Linked DNA regions of Mus musculus: region 1 is linked to region 2. Evidence: chromatin loops called from intact Hi-C (ENCODE). Cell type or tissue: heart. All regions are shown on one strand.

The links. Hi-C counts contacts between places; a loop is a spot of excess contacts. Peaks named below come from ENCODE experiments on the same cell type or tissue, not always from the same donor. Only the 100,000 strongest peaks of a DNase experiment are listed, where the experiment ranks them.
Region 1: a loop joins it to region 2, with 8 times the contacts of the local background. A loop is called at or near these places in 4 of 42 quality-filtered maps.

Annotation. Positions count from the first base shown.
Region 1 is chr6:136,544,372-136,552,371 of GRCm38, reverse strand. The region is part of intron 1 of Atf7ip (activating transcription factor 7 interacting protein); the gene reads right to left. Among named protein-coding and RNA genes, the nearest start is that of Atf7ip, 30 kb to the right of the region's middle. In heart, a CTCF peak has its summit at 3,401; DNase peaks (open chromatin) are centred at 1,211 and 3,821; H3K27ac peaks cover 2,640 bases.
Region 2 is chr6:134,917,507-134,925,506 of GRCm38, reverse strand. It overlaps Cdkn1b (cyclin-dependent kinase inhibitor 1B), which reads right to left and starts at 5,106. Exons shown (of 3, transcript NM_009875.4): 1 at 4,113-5,106; 2 at 3,424-3,551; 3 at 1-1,264. The coding sequence starts at 4,587. The coding sequence ends at 3,433. In heart, CTCF peaks have their summits at 4,253 and 5,255; DNase peaks (open chromatin) are centred at 3,906, 4,306 and 5,196; H3K4me3 peaks cover 3,919 bases; H3K27ac peaks cover 4,255 bases.

The DNA of each region.
Region 1 (8,000 bases), 1.6 Mb before region 2:
AAAATCATATATACACAATAAATTTAGAAGAAAAAAAAATTCCAAGAAACTGAGTGTTGTTCATACTTTATTTTAGGAAGTTCAATTTTCCAGGTGCTTAAGTATTTGGTGTGATTTCTGCTTTTAATAAAGGTAGTACATGTAAATACTACTAACATTTGTCTCTGCATACCCAAAAAAGCCTCTTACTCTTCTTCCTTATTCTAAATAGGACAAGATTCAATAACATGTTTATCTCAAAAGACAATAGGACTGTTCATTAAACACACTATAAAATATCAAAGCTTGCAGCGCCGAGAATCTAACAGTCTTCTTACTCATGGAAAATTCCATTAACTATCTTTTCCCAGGACAACCAGAAAATCTGAAATGAAACAAATGTCTTCTGAGTCTAATCGAAGCCTAACATGTAACCAAACCTGGCAGGGTGCAGGAGATGCATTATCGCACGTCCTGGACTGGTGGCTTTACAATATTTTACCAGTATTCTTATCAATTCTTCACCAGTATTGCTACCATTTCCTATTTCTGCCACCATTTTAAGGCATCATTTAAAAATAAACATTATTTGGTTTTAATACCTACATGTACATTAACAAAGCACTTTAGCATATCTCGTTATATCTCCAGTATAAGATTTTTAGTACAGGCATATTTTAGGAAGGCAAAACTTTCATATCAGAAAACATCTTAAATATACCAATGCCATGATATGCTTCTAAAGCCATTCACAATATAATGAAAATTGGAGTATCCTAATGTTATAATAATGAGCACACACTATATAGTTCAGACTATGTAATAAATACCGACTAGAGACTATGCCCTGCATGTATGTAACTGACACCTACAAATAATTTCTTAAATAAAAAAATCTGTTCTTTTTGAAAGCAAAGGTAGTAATCTAGAACATTCTAACAGTTTCTAAGCTAGCATGCTCACACATTTACATGTAAGTAATAAAATGTACACAGTGTCTAAGTATCAAAGTAGAACACCTTAAAATCACAGCTGACAAGAGGCGGTTTCAGCCTCATGAAAGTTTGCATGGACAGTGTGTTTTTATTTCAAAATTAAAACATCCCTTTAAGAGAAATCTCTACTTATCACTACACTACACGCTGATGAAAGCCCTCCTTGAAATGATAAACATACCCCAAAGGAGCCCCTTGCAGCCATCTTAGCAGCTCTTTGACAGAAACAGAAACTGAAATACAATTTGCATAGTCACTGTGGTTGGCTAATGAAAGCAGGGTCATGTAACCAATCAGGAAGTTAGAACTTGGGCAACCATAAGAGGAGAAAATTTAAATCCACCTAGCAACAGCCTAAAAATAGAAACAACATGCAAGCCTAATTCCTAGAACAGATGTGAACCTAACAGCAAAATTTCCTGGCTAAAAAATCTCATTTTCTTGGAGAGAAATAGACTCTTGCATTTTATAACACCTTACATAGCTGATACCTTTTATTAGATTCCAATTACAAAAAAAAAAAAAAAAGCATGTTCCATTAAATAAATGGATCAGTGCCAAGTAGCATTCCATTGTCTGTTCTCCTGTGCCCATACAAGCACGCACATCCACTGCACACGCGCCTCCACTGCACACGCACCTCCGCGATTTCCCTCTTCCAGGAGAACAATGAGGCACTTGAATCCCAATTCTAACAAATCCCAGGCTTTCAAGAAAAAGAAAAATCCAAATATCTGAATAACACAGCATTTGTCTACCTATTTTTGTGCAATTATTTGAGAATGTCATTTATTAATTTTCAAAAGCTTATTGGTTGTGTACTAAAAGCACAACTCAATAAAGCAGACCTCTAAATAAGGTAAGGATTTCCATATTTGTGTTTTAAAACATAAACCTCCTATTCACACAAGACATAAATTATTTTATCAAAAGTTAATTAGTATCAATGAGGAAAAAAATTGTCAAACAAAATATATTTGAACATAAATAATCCCAACAAAATTCCATTTTTGATGTTTCAATTGGTTCCTAGTACAATGGAGATGTTAAAGTCCACATGTTTAAAATTTCTTCAGTTGCCAGCCTGGCGCAACTGAAGAGAAATCCTGTCTCAAAAAACAAAACAAAAAAAAAAAGTAAAAATGAAATTAAAAAAAAAATCTTGAGCTGTCAAGATGTGAGACACATTTCTTCACTCTGAACTTGCGACCTAGTGGTTTTTAGCGTATGTATGACTTTTTCTCTGTAAATTACATATTTGCTCCAGAAATAATGTTTATTTCTGAAGGTGATAATCTGCAATCTAATAATAACTATCAAAGAAGAATATAAAGGCAAGAGATCTGGCTCAAAATGAAGAGGGCTCACCAAGCATGTGTGTCGCCCTAGGGTAGAATCCTAGGTATGGAGGTGGAAGGACACATGGATAATGAAGGAAAGTTTAAGACAGGAACAAAGAAGAGGCAAGCTAAGGCAAAAAATAAAAATAAAATAAAAATGCAAGGTAACACTTGCATTTCACTTCAACGCAAGCTGTAGCTGCTGAAATCTCAGACTGTGGCAGAGTCCGCTCCTATTAAAACAAGCAATTGCCTTATGTGGTTTTCTTTTAAGTGTTTCTGGTTTTGTTCTTGTGGTGATGGGGATCAAACAAAGACTCACTTAAATAAATAGAAAAAGCTCCAGGAAACAGATGATAAACGTTAAATCTACCTTCTATAACACAATGGCTAAATATTAAAATGGAGTTTCATCTAGCATAAAATTACTTATTTTAAACAGTTTACCTAAAAAGTAAATAAAGATTACTTCTTCTTAACGTTCTATTCTTATTTGTTGCATATCCAGAACCTAGCTATATTTATTTTAATAGAAAGGATTAAAATAAAATCTTAAATCATGAGCAAGTAAACTATTATAACCATCACACAAGAAAGCAATAAGCTACAATTAATGAGGTCTAGTCCTCACATGTGATCAAATGTGTCAGAAGGCACCAGTGATGGGAGAGTTTCTTTGATAAATCTAGATCATTAATCTAGATCATTACTGAAACTATTCATAAGCCTTAGAATTGCTATTTTCTTCTACTGCAGTACTAGTTAAACTTATTTTTCACATCTTACATTTGGTCAGTTTTACTTTGAGAAAACCAAGCATTCCCCAGCACCCACAATCAGGAAACTCCCAGCAATTTGTGATTACAGCTCCAGAGGTTCCAATGGCCTAATCTATACCCACGCACTAATAAACAGTTACAACACAGATATTTTTAATCATTTAAAAGAATAGACTTTAGGGAATTGGCCTGGTGGTTCTTGCAAAGGATCCAAGTTTGGTTTCTAGCAATTATATCTGTTGACTCACAACTGCTATTAACTCCAGCTTCATAGGATCCAAAGTCCTCCTCTAGGGGCCAAAGTCACTCACGAGCATAAGTGTACACCATGTGCACGAGCATATGCAGGGGTGTGTGTGTGTGTCTGTGTATGTGTGTGTGTGTGTGTGTGTGTGTGTGTATGCGGGCGCGCACACACACAAATATAAAAATAAAATTTTAAAAGATTTAAATGTTTAACTACAGACATAAACTTATAAAGCCTTTATTTTCTTTCTGATTAGCTCAATTTTTATAAGCCAGATTTCAAAAGAGTACATTAAAAAAATCTTTAATTCTTCAAATTCGAATGAGAAAAAAAAAAAGAGAGTATGCCTTTCTTTCCAATCCCATTTTCAATTGCACTTTTGCTCATAACCCTATTTATAATTCAGTCATAGACAAAGACTTCCCAAGTAGTTGCTAGGCAACAGCAGCATGCTCAGTTTGGGCCTATTGGAGAGCTGGCTGTCTGCCACATTAGAGAATTTAACTGAGCCTAGAGCCTCCAGAATTCAAAGAAGCAGACAAGGAGATGAGGAGGAGAAAAGGGATGAGAACAGAAAGAGACAGAAAGAGAAGAGGAAAGGGAGGCGGGACAATGAGGAGGAACTGAGAAAGGGAAAAGAAAAAAAAATCCAAAACTAGACAGTAAAAACTATAATATGCCAAGCATATTATTTATGCTAGCACCTGATTTCCAAAACTTGACAATCGTCAGGAGGTTTGCAATCCTGAAGCCCCTCTTCTAATAAGCAGACAATGTAGCCTGGGTGAGGGAGGAAACGGGCGAGAGCATGCGCAGGACTTCCATGACATCAGACCTTTAAGGACTGGAAAAAACCAACTAGATTTCCCTGAAATTTATTCCTATATGCTTGACACACTGCTAAAGGATAATGTGTGCACACTAAACCAAACTATTTTTCTATCTTAAAACTGTAATAATTTAAATTTAGAAAATGTACTAAGAACCCAAAACAATTACAACTGTCCTTTCTGAATAAAACTCGGATGGCAATGAGTGTTTCAAAATTCATTCATTTATACAAATTAACAGTGATAAAAATAAAACTTTGCAACGTCAAGATCTAGTCCTTAAACAAAGATCATGTCAATCAAAAAATCTTCATACTTAAGCCAGTGTGGTGCTATGTTCAATACTAAAAACCCTGACCAAAGATCTCAAATACCTGACTAGAGTAAGAAAACCCTCCATTCCGTATAGCAAGGAAAAAAAAACCTATCTAAAAACATTTATATGAATTTTTAATTTATGTGAAATATTGGAACTATGTAAGAAGACATAAGACTTAATGCAAAAAAATGCATTACTTTTCCTAGGCAAAATCTGTCAAAAGAAAATTCTGGCTAAAATTTCACCTATGTAATTTTTGTACTATAACAAAAGTGTTAAGATTAATATGTAAAACAAAAGAATAGTTTATAAAAAGGGAATATTTTTAAAAACCAAAAATGTTTTCTCATCAAATAAAAAAGCTTATGAAAAAGTAAATTCTTGTTTAAAATTTAGAGTGCAGTAGAATTGTTCATAATGAAATAAACAATGAGACAACTTTAGAAAGAAGTGAGAGTAGACATAAGCAGAATATCAAGAAGGCTCTATACGGTCATAGAGAAACCCAATGGCACAGAATGGAAATTCAACACAAACCCTGAGGACCATGGAAAAACAGAAATAGCCACAAACGATTCAGAAAAATAAAATGTCAACAATAAATGTTTTCTCACTAACATTAGTGTACAGACGTCATGTCGCTCAGTGTCAGAATAATTAATCAGAAGCACGGGTGAGAGCCAGCAGGCGTTAGCCCCACCCAGGGGCCTGACCTTTACATCTCAGGTTATTTCAGACTGTTTAAAAGAGGATCGGAACAGCGTACACAGCTACACTATAAACAGCAAACAACAACAACAAATCACTAAGGAAATACTTTCCAAAAATAATGGAACATCCAAACTAAAGAACATTAGACAGTTTTAAACATGTAAACTGATATAATTTTTTAAGGTGTGAAGAAATTTCTGAAAAGAAATTTCTATGCCCAAAATGCACACATTTCTTCCTAAAATCTATAGATGAAATAAAAAAAAAATCTATTAACAACACAGAATGATAGGGAAATATATAGAATCATATATATAGTCAAGTGTAAAATTCTTATAAATATACCAATAAATATCAATAGTGAGCTCACATGTGGTAATAAATATTTTATAAATTCAGTAACAACAACAACAAAAAAAAAAACCACACAAATAAAACCATATATACCGGCAGGATAAGAGGAAGATTATCTATTAAAACAAAGAACAAAACTCAGAATAAAGAGGGAATTTGTAAAAAAACAAAACCTACCAGCAAAGCACTAACAATATATCCTAAGTAATTCTGCAAAGCTAGTCATAAGAGAACTGAGAGCCCACATCAGTGGAGGTGCAGGGATCCTAGCACAGAAGAAGAGGCAGGCAGGTATCTGAGTTCCAGGCTAACCGCTGTCAAACCATGAGAAGATAAAGGGAAATGGAGCAAGCAGCGTGCAGAGAAAGCAGAACACACTAACAGAAATGTGAAAGACACACATTTAAGAAAATCTACTTGTCTCAAGTATTCAGGTAAATTATAGATCATCAATGGAGCACCAGAAAGAACTGAAGGCTTTTAATTTACTATAAACTCAAGATCTGGGCTGGTAAGATGTCTCAGCAGGTAAAGGCTTTCATAATCTGATGACCTGAGTTTAATCCACAAAACCGGGGGGGGGGGGGGGGGGGTGTGTGTGGGGGGGGGGGTGTGGGATATGACTTTTAAAAGTTGTCCTCTGACCTCTACACAGGCATCATGACATACACTCTCTCAACAAATAAATGTACAACCAAACTTAAAACCTTCAACAGCACAAAATGGCTACCAAAACAAAGTTAAGCCACAGAACAGAAAGATAATGTCAAGAAATATAAAGTTCCTAGCGCTTCAGGGTAGCAGGTTGACTAAACATTAGAGACAGTCTTATAATACCTAAAACCTAAACATGAGAATGCCCACCCTGAAGAACGCCCTGAACAACATGTTGTAAGAGGAAGAGTTGTGGCAAATGGAGAATATTTAGCCTAGGAAACACACGGTATCTTACTGACTTCAGGAACACAGACATGGGACAGATGGAATTGAAGAGCTATGAGGACAGCTAACTTTGTATAAAGCACCAATCTGTCTGCCCCATGCCTGACAGTAACAGACTAAAACCGGAGCAGCTGCCTCGGCTTCTAACCCCGTTGGCCATGAAAAGGCAGCTGCAGGACCAGAGGATTCCCTGTCTGTGAGGAACCTAAGCAACAACGCCCATACAGGCGCTCCAACTACTCCAATCTGCCTAAGCCATTTCCAAGAGTCTATGGTTCTATGGTTCTAAGTGATCGTATTGCTGTACAGGAAACAGAACTACATACTTTGCCTACATAGTTTGGCTGTTTATCCTTCAGAGTCTCACCGACGGCCCAGGCTGCCATGAACTAACTCATTCTCTAGTCCGGGCTGGACTGAAGTTAGTGGGGATCCTGCCTTAGCCTCTAGTGTGCTGACATTACAGGTCGGAGCCACTCCCAGATTCCCTCGTCTCAAAGATTGGACACTTTCACCTTTGCCTTGCATATTTCCTTTCAGGTTCATCTATACACAGAATCCCCATCTTAATTTGCTATGGCTTGGCCCTCAACTTTTAACAGCATTCAATAAATTACTTAGTTTGAGTTCAATAACCCTCTCCTTTTCATATGCATAAATACCACTCCATTGGCCAGTCCAACATTTTCCTAAAACATAATGGCTCAAAATACATGGGAACATTTCCCAAATGTTTCAGACATCTTTGTCCAGCAACATTAACAAAATTATAACCTTCTTCCCATCTACCTCAAAATTACTCAAAGCTGATTTGTATTATTATTGTAATCATAGTGAAACAGAATTAAAACAAACAAACAAAAAACATACGTTTCTGTACTTTACAGACTTATACGTTAAAACAGTATTAATGAGCAAAACTGTCAAAAGACAACAGTTAAGTCCACACTCGGGGAACATGGCAATACTCTACCATAGCTAGCTAGCTCTTTACATGCATAACCATAAAGTAATAGTGACCAGCTACCTTTCAGAAGCTAGCGAACTGGAAACACCACCTAATTACACTTTAAGGCTGTAGGAAAAGCCTAGTGTTTACCTGCTAGATAGAGGAAGACACAAAAGAGGGTGGCCTGCTGGAGCATTTTCCTCTGTGTCCCTAAGTTGGCATCACTACTTCACATCTCCTCCTACTTACACCTATTCCACAAATACAATTACAACAATTTAAAATACCTAATCTCTGTATGACATTAATAAACACATGTGCATTTCTTCACAAACATACATCTTTCTATCTTTGTAGTAATTATATAAACCTCTATTATACATATATTTTTATTTCCACAGGATGTAATATTTCAGGTATATAACACAAGAAAAACAATGCCTGTGTACCATTGGTCAACTTACGAAATAAAGTATTAGATATAATGGAATTCTTAATTAATACATATTAAAATTGTGATAAATTTAAATATTTGGAAATTAATTTATTATGTGG
Region 2 (8,000 bases):
GGAAGTTTTCTTTATTGATTGCTTGATGTGTAACAATAATTGGCATCTTTTTCACACATTACAAAAATTATACTTGGCTCAGTATGCAACCTTTTAAGCACAGCCATACTATTTAACAAAGGCGGGGGGGGGGCTAGTCTATCCAATACAGCATTTACAAATGCACAAAACATGCCACTTTGGCTTGTATATTGTCTAGATTAAAAAAAAATCTCTTTTTAACATAAATAAGTTAGTATAATTTTCAGTGTCTTTACAGAGTTATATACACAGGCACACTTCCAAGTTTTTCTCATACACAGGCAATGAAGAAACGCTGTTTAAAGATGTAGTATCCATTTCACTTACTCTACAAGTGTCCTTTTTTCCTTAAAAAAAAAAAAAAAAAAAAAAACAACTTTCCTTGGGGGCAAATTAACAAGTAGGGTGAGAAACTTTGAATTAAAAATTATTTCATTATTTGTGTAAAGTTACAGACTTCTAAAAATATCCAAGGATTTAGGATTATGTTCACTGTGAAAAAAAGAAATAAGAATTTTTCTTAGCAAAAATGATCTGGGATAATCAAATCTAAGAATTCAGAATTCCCTATTATGCACCCCAGATTTTTGCCCAGTGTTACCTGGGGTAATTACTGCTAAACAATAAACTGGTAAATTCCAATTAAAAAAAAAAATTAAGCCATTTCTTGCTCTATAACAGAATCTTCAGAACCTCCAAGTGAGAATAAGCTTCATGTAGAAATAAATAGCAACCATGTGTAGCAATTATTCAAATTTTGATTATTTTAAAAATAAAGGATCCATTCTTACCGAAAGGGACACTACATCTTTAAAGAAAGGAATTCAAACCCTTCCCCCCCCCACCCCCACCCAGGTTGCTTCTCTTTATGCAAGTCAAATATTTTTCTCCTTGCTACAAATTGAAGCAAGTTCTTCACCCCCATGCTGACTCCTCAGCCCCACCCTGCCCTCCCATCCCTAACGTTTATGTGCTACAGAGTAAAAGATAAAAACTATATACACAGGTAGTACAACAAAGCAAATAAGGAACAACCTAATTGCGCAATGCTACATCCAATGCTTTTAGAGGCAGATGGTTTAAGAGTGCCTAAAATTTTAGTGTTATTGTTTTTGCTTTCTCAGTGCTTATACAGGATGTCCATTCAATGGAGTCAGCGATATGTATTTAAATTTTTTCATGTATATCTTCCTTGCTTCATAAAGCAGTGATGTATCTAATAAACAAGGAAATATTCTTAATTCTGCAAAAGAAACAAAAGAATTAGGGAGAAGACACTAGAGTAACATTGCCAAAGTACAGAAATTATTTTGTTGCTAGCTTAGTTAACAAATACTTCAGTAATGATGGATAAATACAGGCACTAAAGGTCTGAAGACTACAGGTATCTCCGATCCTATCTTTGCTGGATTTTTGTTCTGTTTTGTGTGGTATTAGAGTCAGGGTCCTTAACAAGTGGGCAATTTTGTGAAACCCTCCCATGCCCCAGGGGACATTTGGAAATGTCTAAGAGACATTTCTGATTGTCACAGCTTCGGGAAGAAGATTGCTACTGGCATCTTGTGGGGGAGGCCAGAGATAATGCCAAACATTCTAAAATGCACAGGACTGCCTACCACAACAAAGAATAATTTGGCTCAAAATGTCAACTGTGCAGAGGTTGAGAAACTCGCTCTATAAAATCTGGGTCAAAGAGGGTGAGAAAGAAAAGAAATTCAGGAACCATAACACATCAGAGTAGCATATTTTCGTAATCTTGAAAAATACCTGGAAATGCAATTATAAAATTATTCCTCCCCACCAAGTCGAGGAATGTTTACAAAATTGCAATTTCTTACTCATATGCAGCATATCTGCACGAGTGCTTTTGACTAGAGTCTTATGGTTGCTTGGCTAATAAATGCCTCTTTATCAGAACAGGCCAGGTAAAAATCCAGGCGGCTCATCTGAAAAGCTAGGCCAGAAGCCACACAAAGCAACTAAAGCTACAGGTGTGATGGCTAGTTAGAAAGAACTCCCATCCAATTCGACAACTTTATAGAGGGTATAATATGGAAAGTGACTCTAATGGCCATTTTCCATCTCTGAAAAAATGCTATGTCTGTAGAAGGTATATCATGACTTTATGATTTATAAACACAACAAGCTGGAACCCTGTGCCATCTCTATATTCCTTCATTTATTTTTAAATTTCAATAAATGAGGACCTGAAAAGTTAATAATAAACTGTTAAGATCTATTTGTATGCTGGGTTATAAGTGGGCTTTAGAAATAGAGAATGCTGGTTTTCTTCATAAGGAGCTTATAAACTATTATAAGTAGTTAGAGCATATGAATAGTCAATCTATGTAAATTTAGGGGCTGGGTTACTCTAATTAGGCAAGTGGGGTGATGAGATTTTTGACACATGGAAAAATCCACACTTGTGTTGGACCTTCTCAGTTGGTCCTAACATCTACTATCCATTTCCCCTATAAACATCCAAACCGTCCTGTTCCAGCAAATTAGCATACGGTGCTGACGTGTGGGAAGGCTGCTTCCTCTAGCTGTTCATTTAACTTCTGCTTTGTAACCTCAGGGTTAAAATCAATTCTGTGGGAGCATTAGTACTTCTGAACTTTCCAGTCTAATTTTTTTTTTAAGTATGAAGTTCCTTTCTCTCCAAAATTTACCAGCATACAAGGCACAACTTTAAAAAAAAATAAAAAAGTACCCAGAGGTGATGGCACACAACCTCTAATCTCAGCACTCAGGAGGCAGAGACAATACAGATCTCTGTGAGTTCGAAGCCAGCGTGGTCTACAGAGCAATTCCCAGAATAGCCCGAGCTGTTTGTTACACAGAGAAACCCTATCTCAAAAAACCAAAAACCAAAACAAAAGCAAAAGATAAAAAGAACTCGAGCCACGGCAGCTCTATTCACACTCCTAATCAAACGTGCACTATGGGTACCTAGTTTTTCTCTTAAGAACATACATGTAAGTATATATTTGCCATTTTTCTACAGTTCAAATGGTTCAAAATAGGCTATTGGCTCAAAACGAACCTCTGGGAAATGGGTTCTCATGAACTGAGACTGGAAAGGAAAACTGTCATTCCCAGCCTAAGTTTTAGTGGGATTCATAAGGATACGACCGTCCCTATCCTTTGGGGCCTTGGTGGCAAGTTCTTGCTTGGGAACCTCATTCTGATTCCACTTTAAGGTAAATATCTTGGGGTGCAAATACTGCATTATAGTCCCCTCAAGTGATTCCAGCCTTCCCCAGTGTTAATTTTTTTGATCAAGGAAAGTAATTCCTCCTGGCAGGCAACTAATCTGCCAGCAGTCCTGGGGTCTGCAGGCCCCCCGGGGAGCGCAGCCCAGATGGGGTGTCAGTTTTGTGTTCTTCCTCATTAACCCACCGGAGCTGTTTACGTCTGGCGTCGAAGGCCGGGCTTCTTGGGCGTCTGCTCCACAGTGCCAGCGTTCGGGGAACCGTCTGAAACATTTTCTTCTGTTCTGTTGGCCCTTTTGTTTTGCGAAGAAGAATCTAAGAGGGGGGCAAGGGGAAATTTTTAAGAGAACACACACAAACCATCTTTATTATCGACAACAATGGCTGACAGAAGTAGGCCCAAGGGATGAACAACCCACTCACTACCTCCACCCACGACCCCTGGACCCGTCATCCCCGGTAGCATCTAAGGACACAAAATAAGGTTGTTCCCACTAACACAAGGAGTATTCTACACCCCACGTCTCTTCCCCACCCCCATCCCCACCCCCACCCCCCCACCCCAGCCAAGGAGGAGGCAGTTGGTAAACATCCGAACTTTTGTCACGTATCTACAGCTGGCTAGAGGGGAGGAACTGTGATGCGTTCGGCTACGGAAGTTATCACATCTTACTATCTCCGGCTTCTGACTTCAAAATCATAAACAGGGCAAGCAGTCGGATAGGGGGTATGTCAAACCTAAGCTTCAAACAAGTTCGATTTCCCAGAGCTAAAGCAGAACACGCTGGAGAAAGCAAGTGAACAGGGTCTAGTAAAGGGGCGCTTACGGAGACAGACAGACAGACAGACATTTTAAGTTTTCCAAAGAGTCACTACCTTCTGCAGCAGGTCGCTTCCTCATCCCTGGACACTGCTCCGCTAACCCAGCCGGATTGTCTGACGAGTCAGGCATTTGGTCCACCAAATGCCGGTCCTCAGAGTTTGCCTGAGACCCAATTAAAGGCACCGCCTGGCGGCTCCCGCTGACATCCTGGCTCTCCTGCGCCAGCACCTTGCAGGCGCTCTTGGGGGGGCGCGGGGGCCTGTAGTAGAACTCGGGCAAGCTGCCCCTCTCCACCTCCTGCCACTCGTATCTGCCCTCCAGGGGCTTATGATTCTGAAAGTCGAAATTCCACTTGCGCTGACTCGCTTCTTCCATATCCCGGCAGTGCTTCTCCAAGTCCCGGGTTAGTTCTTCATGATTGACCGGGCCGAAGAGATTTCTGCAGGCGGAAGGCTTGGGGTGCTCCGCTTGTCTGGCGTCCATCCGCTCCAGGCTCGGGCTCCCGTTAGACACTCTCACGTTTGACATCTTCCTCCTCGGGCGGGTGTGGACCACCGCCTCGCCTCTCTCCGGAAAAAAAAAAATGAAATAAACAACAAAACCGAACAAAAGCGAAACGCCACGGATGGAGCGCAAAACCCTCTTCGAAGTTCTGCGACTGCACACAGACAGTCAAATGGAGCAGAGCCAGGCGAGCGACCGCCCGAGCCGCAGTAGCGCGCAGGTCTGGGGAAGAGAGGCGCAGGGACACCCCAGCCGCCGCGCAGCTCGAGGCTTCAGTGATCAAGTGTACTGGAGGGCGGGGAAGGGAGGGGAGGAGGCAGGAGGAGGTGGCAAACAGTCGGAGCGTAGGCTGGGGCGAGCCCGTGTGTCCCGCGAACGCAGCCCCTCTCCAAACCTTGCCGCCGCGCGAGTCTCGGAGCCGCGAGTGAGTCGGGACAAGGGATGAGGGGGGAAAACACCCCAAAAGCACGAGCCCCCCTCCTTTTTTAGTTGCCCAATATGGCGGTGGAAGGGAGGCTGACGAAGAAGAAGATGATTGACACTGCAAGTCTATTTAAACAGAGGAGGAGCTCCATTGGTCTCGGCGCCGGGAGCCGCTCCGCCCAGGCTGGCGAGCGCGCTCTTAAGGTGGCCCCGGGCGCGGCGCCGCCGCCTCTCCGCGCTCCCGAGCGCGCCGCCTCCCCGTAGCGCCGCCAGGACATTGGCTGGTCGCGTGACTACTCGGAGGTGTACGACTGCCAACAAACCTGCTCTGGCTGGCCCCGGAGAAATTAAAAATAAGACAAACAAACTAGCCAAACGGCCGGAGAGCTGGGGAGGGGCCAGCGCGGCGGCCAGGCAGGGACCCGGGGATCTAGGTCCCGGCGCTGCAGAGCTGCGCTGGCAGGCGCGTCACCGCTCCCGACTGCGACCTCCAGGTCTTTGCCCGCGAAACCTAGGGCCTGGACCAGTGGGCTCCTAGGTCGCTGGCGGCTTATTAGGAGCTTCGGTGGCTAGTTCAGCCCACCTGCATTCGCCGAGGTGGGAATGGAGGAGGGTATGCGAGAGATTCAGGAAACCTTGGCTCAGGGCCTGGGGCAGCCCACCCACCCCCACCCGGCAGGGTGCCTTAGCTGGGGTGCGGAATCGGCCGCTTAGCCTGACCCCAGAAGTCTCTGCTATGTAGGACAGGCCAGGAGGTGGTTTCAAAAAGAAGCCAGGACTGACCGCTCTTATCAGGGTGTTTCTGAATCCAAGCGCTTCCACCGTAGGATCTCGAGATTGAAAACCCCCAGTGCTCTCCCAAGCCTCTCTTTAGAGCCGTCCCAGACAGAAATCAGAAAAAGCCAGTTCTGATTTTCTTGGTTCCTAAGCACAGTGAAAGCCATTGCTATAGCGTGTGGGAACTCGCCTTTATACCCTTATGTTCTTTCCCGGGCGAAGCCGTTCCCTCCACCTGAGTCCAGACGCCAACTACAACAGTGCCTTCCTTCTCTTTTTTCTCCCACCAGCCTGTTGCTTCCAACCTACTCAGTACAATATTCAAATACAAGCAAATACTTTTAGAGAGCTGCAGGTTGTTAAAGGGCGAAAACACTTTCCTAAGGATCTAAGACTAGATTTGCAAGTGATTTATAATACCACCACCACGGTATTACCAACATCTAGTAATGTTGGGTGGGTTTTTTTCAGCTCCTTGGGCAACTTCACATTTCTCTATCACTGCTGAGCACAGTGACAGAAGTTAAAACAGAATAGCCAGGCCTGTCGTATCTCAGAGTTCAGTGAGATTTTAAGGGCTTTGCCCACTAGTATTCCCAAACAGTCTTGGTTTGCGCTAAACACAAAACATGTTACAGGAAATTAAATTTCTGGTTTAGTGTCCCAAAGAAGCATGGTTTTCCTATCTTCCTCTGGTGTAGGTGAGACTGAATATTGACTTGTTTTCTTAGCCACATCTTTGCCAGGATGTGTGTGTGTGTGTGTGTGTGTGTGTGTGCGCGCGCGCGCGCGCACGTGCACGTGTGTGTGTGTGTGTGTGTGTGTGTGTGTGTGTGTGTGTGTGTGCCTTGCCTCCTGCATTCAAAATGTAACAGTCCAGAAAGTTCTTAGATAGGTTTAGCCTCTTTTTACCAATGAGGAAATTGATACTCAGGTTTCCTGTCTGGGGACTTCTATTCAGTTGGTGGCAGAGTCTCCTCATTCTCGGCTGGTTTGGGTTTTGTCTGTTTTCTTCTGGTGGTCTCAGTGTTCCTGATTTTGTCTGGATTTGGATGGGTTGCAGTCTGCAGACTCTACTCTCTTACAAGGATCCAAAAGGTCTCTTTCCAGGCCTTGGATGCCCACAGATGTCTCCTTGATCATCAAGTGCAGCTGTCACAAGCCTTTGGTATCACTATCTACTAGTTCAGCTGAAATACAGATTCCAAAAAGATGGGTGGGGCTCATTGAGTAGGAAAGAAGGCAGCATCCAGGCGTGGACTTCAAATCCAGGCCTTCTGCACTGTTCAGTTGGGACCAAGGTGGGGAGTTGCCTCTTCTGGGGTGCTTTGTTTGCTGTGGTTTTGCACTGTGTTGGTCAGGCTGGCCTTGAACTCCTGGGCTCTGCCTCAGCTTCAGTAGCTAGGATGCTCAGCAAGACAAGAGGATCAGGAATTTGTCATTCTTGACTGCATAGCTGAGTTGGTGGCCAGACTGTGTTACAGGAGATTCTGTATCTGAAAACAAAATTCAGTCACTGGGACTATGGGTCCACCCCACTGTGTTCAGGTTGTCTTGGTTTTTGTAGATTTGGGCTAAGAGATGGCTCAGCAGGTAAAGGTGCCTGCCAAAATGCCTGACATGCTGAGGTCAGTTTTCGGAATCCATATGATAGAGAGCGAGTTGACTCCTCTTGGTAGGTGTACTATGACCTCTGACCTACCTACCTACATACATATATACACACGCTATAATTGAAAAAATATTATTGCAATGTTGTGCATGACATGCACATATGTGGACAAACTCGTCATGGCATGCATGTGTGCTCAGGTCAGGAGACTACGTTGAATCAGGTCCCCCACACACACCTTACATGGGTCCTGCAGGCTGAACTCAGGTTGTCCGACTTGTATGGCAGGTGTCTGACCCATTGAACCCACTCACCAGTCTCCCAGCTGTTGCCCCTCCCCCCATATCTAACATACCTACTTAGTTTACTGAACTTGGGAAGAAAACACAGTAAAATGGGGTGAGCCTTATGTCTCCGGTATATGCCCAGCCTTGACACCAGCACCATAAACATTTTAAATTGCTAGAGATGTCATCACTGTAGAGGTAAAGGAATTCAAAGTCCTTCTCAACTACACAGAGAGTTCACAGCCATCCTGAGCTATGTAAGACCGTGTCTCAAATATTAAACTAAAAGACAATCACTAGGCAGCAAGGAGCTCCTCTGCCTCTTTCTGTGTGAACTA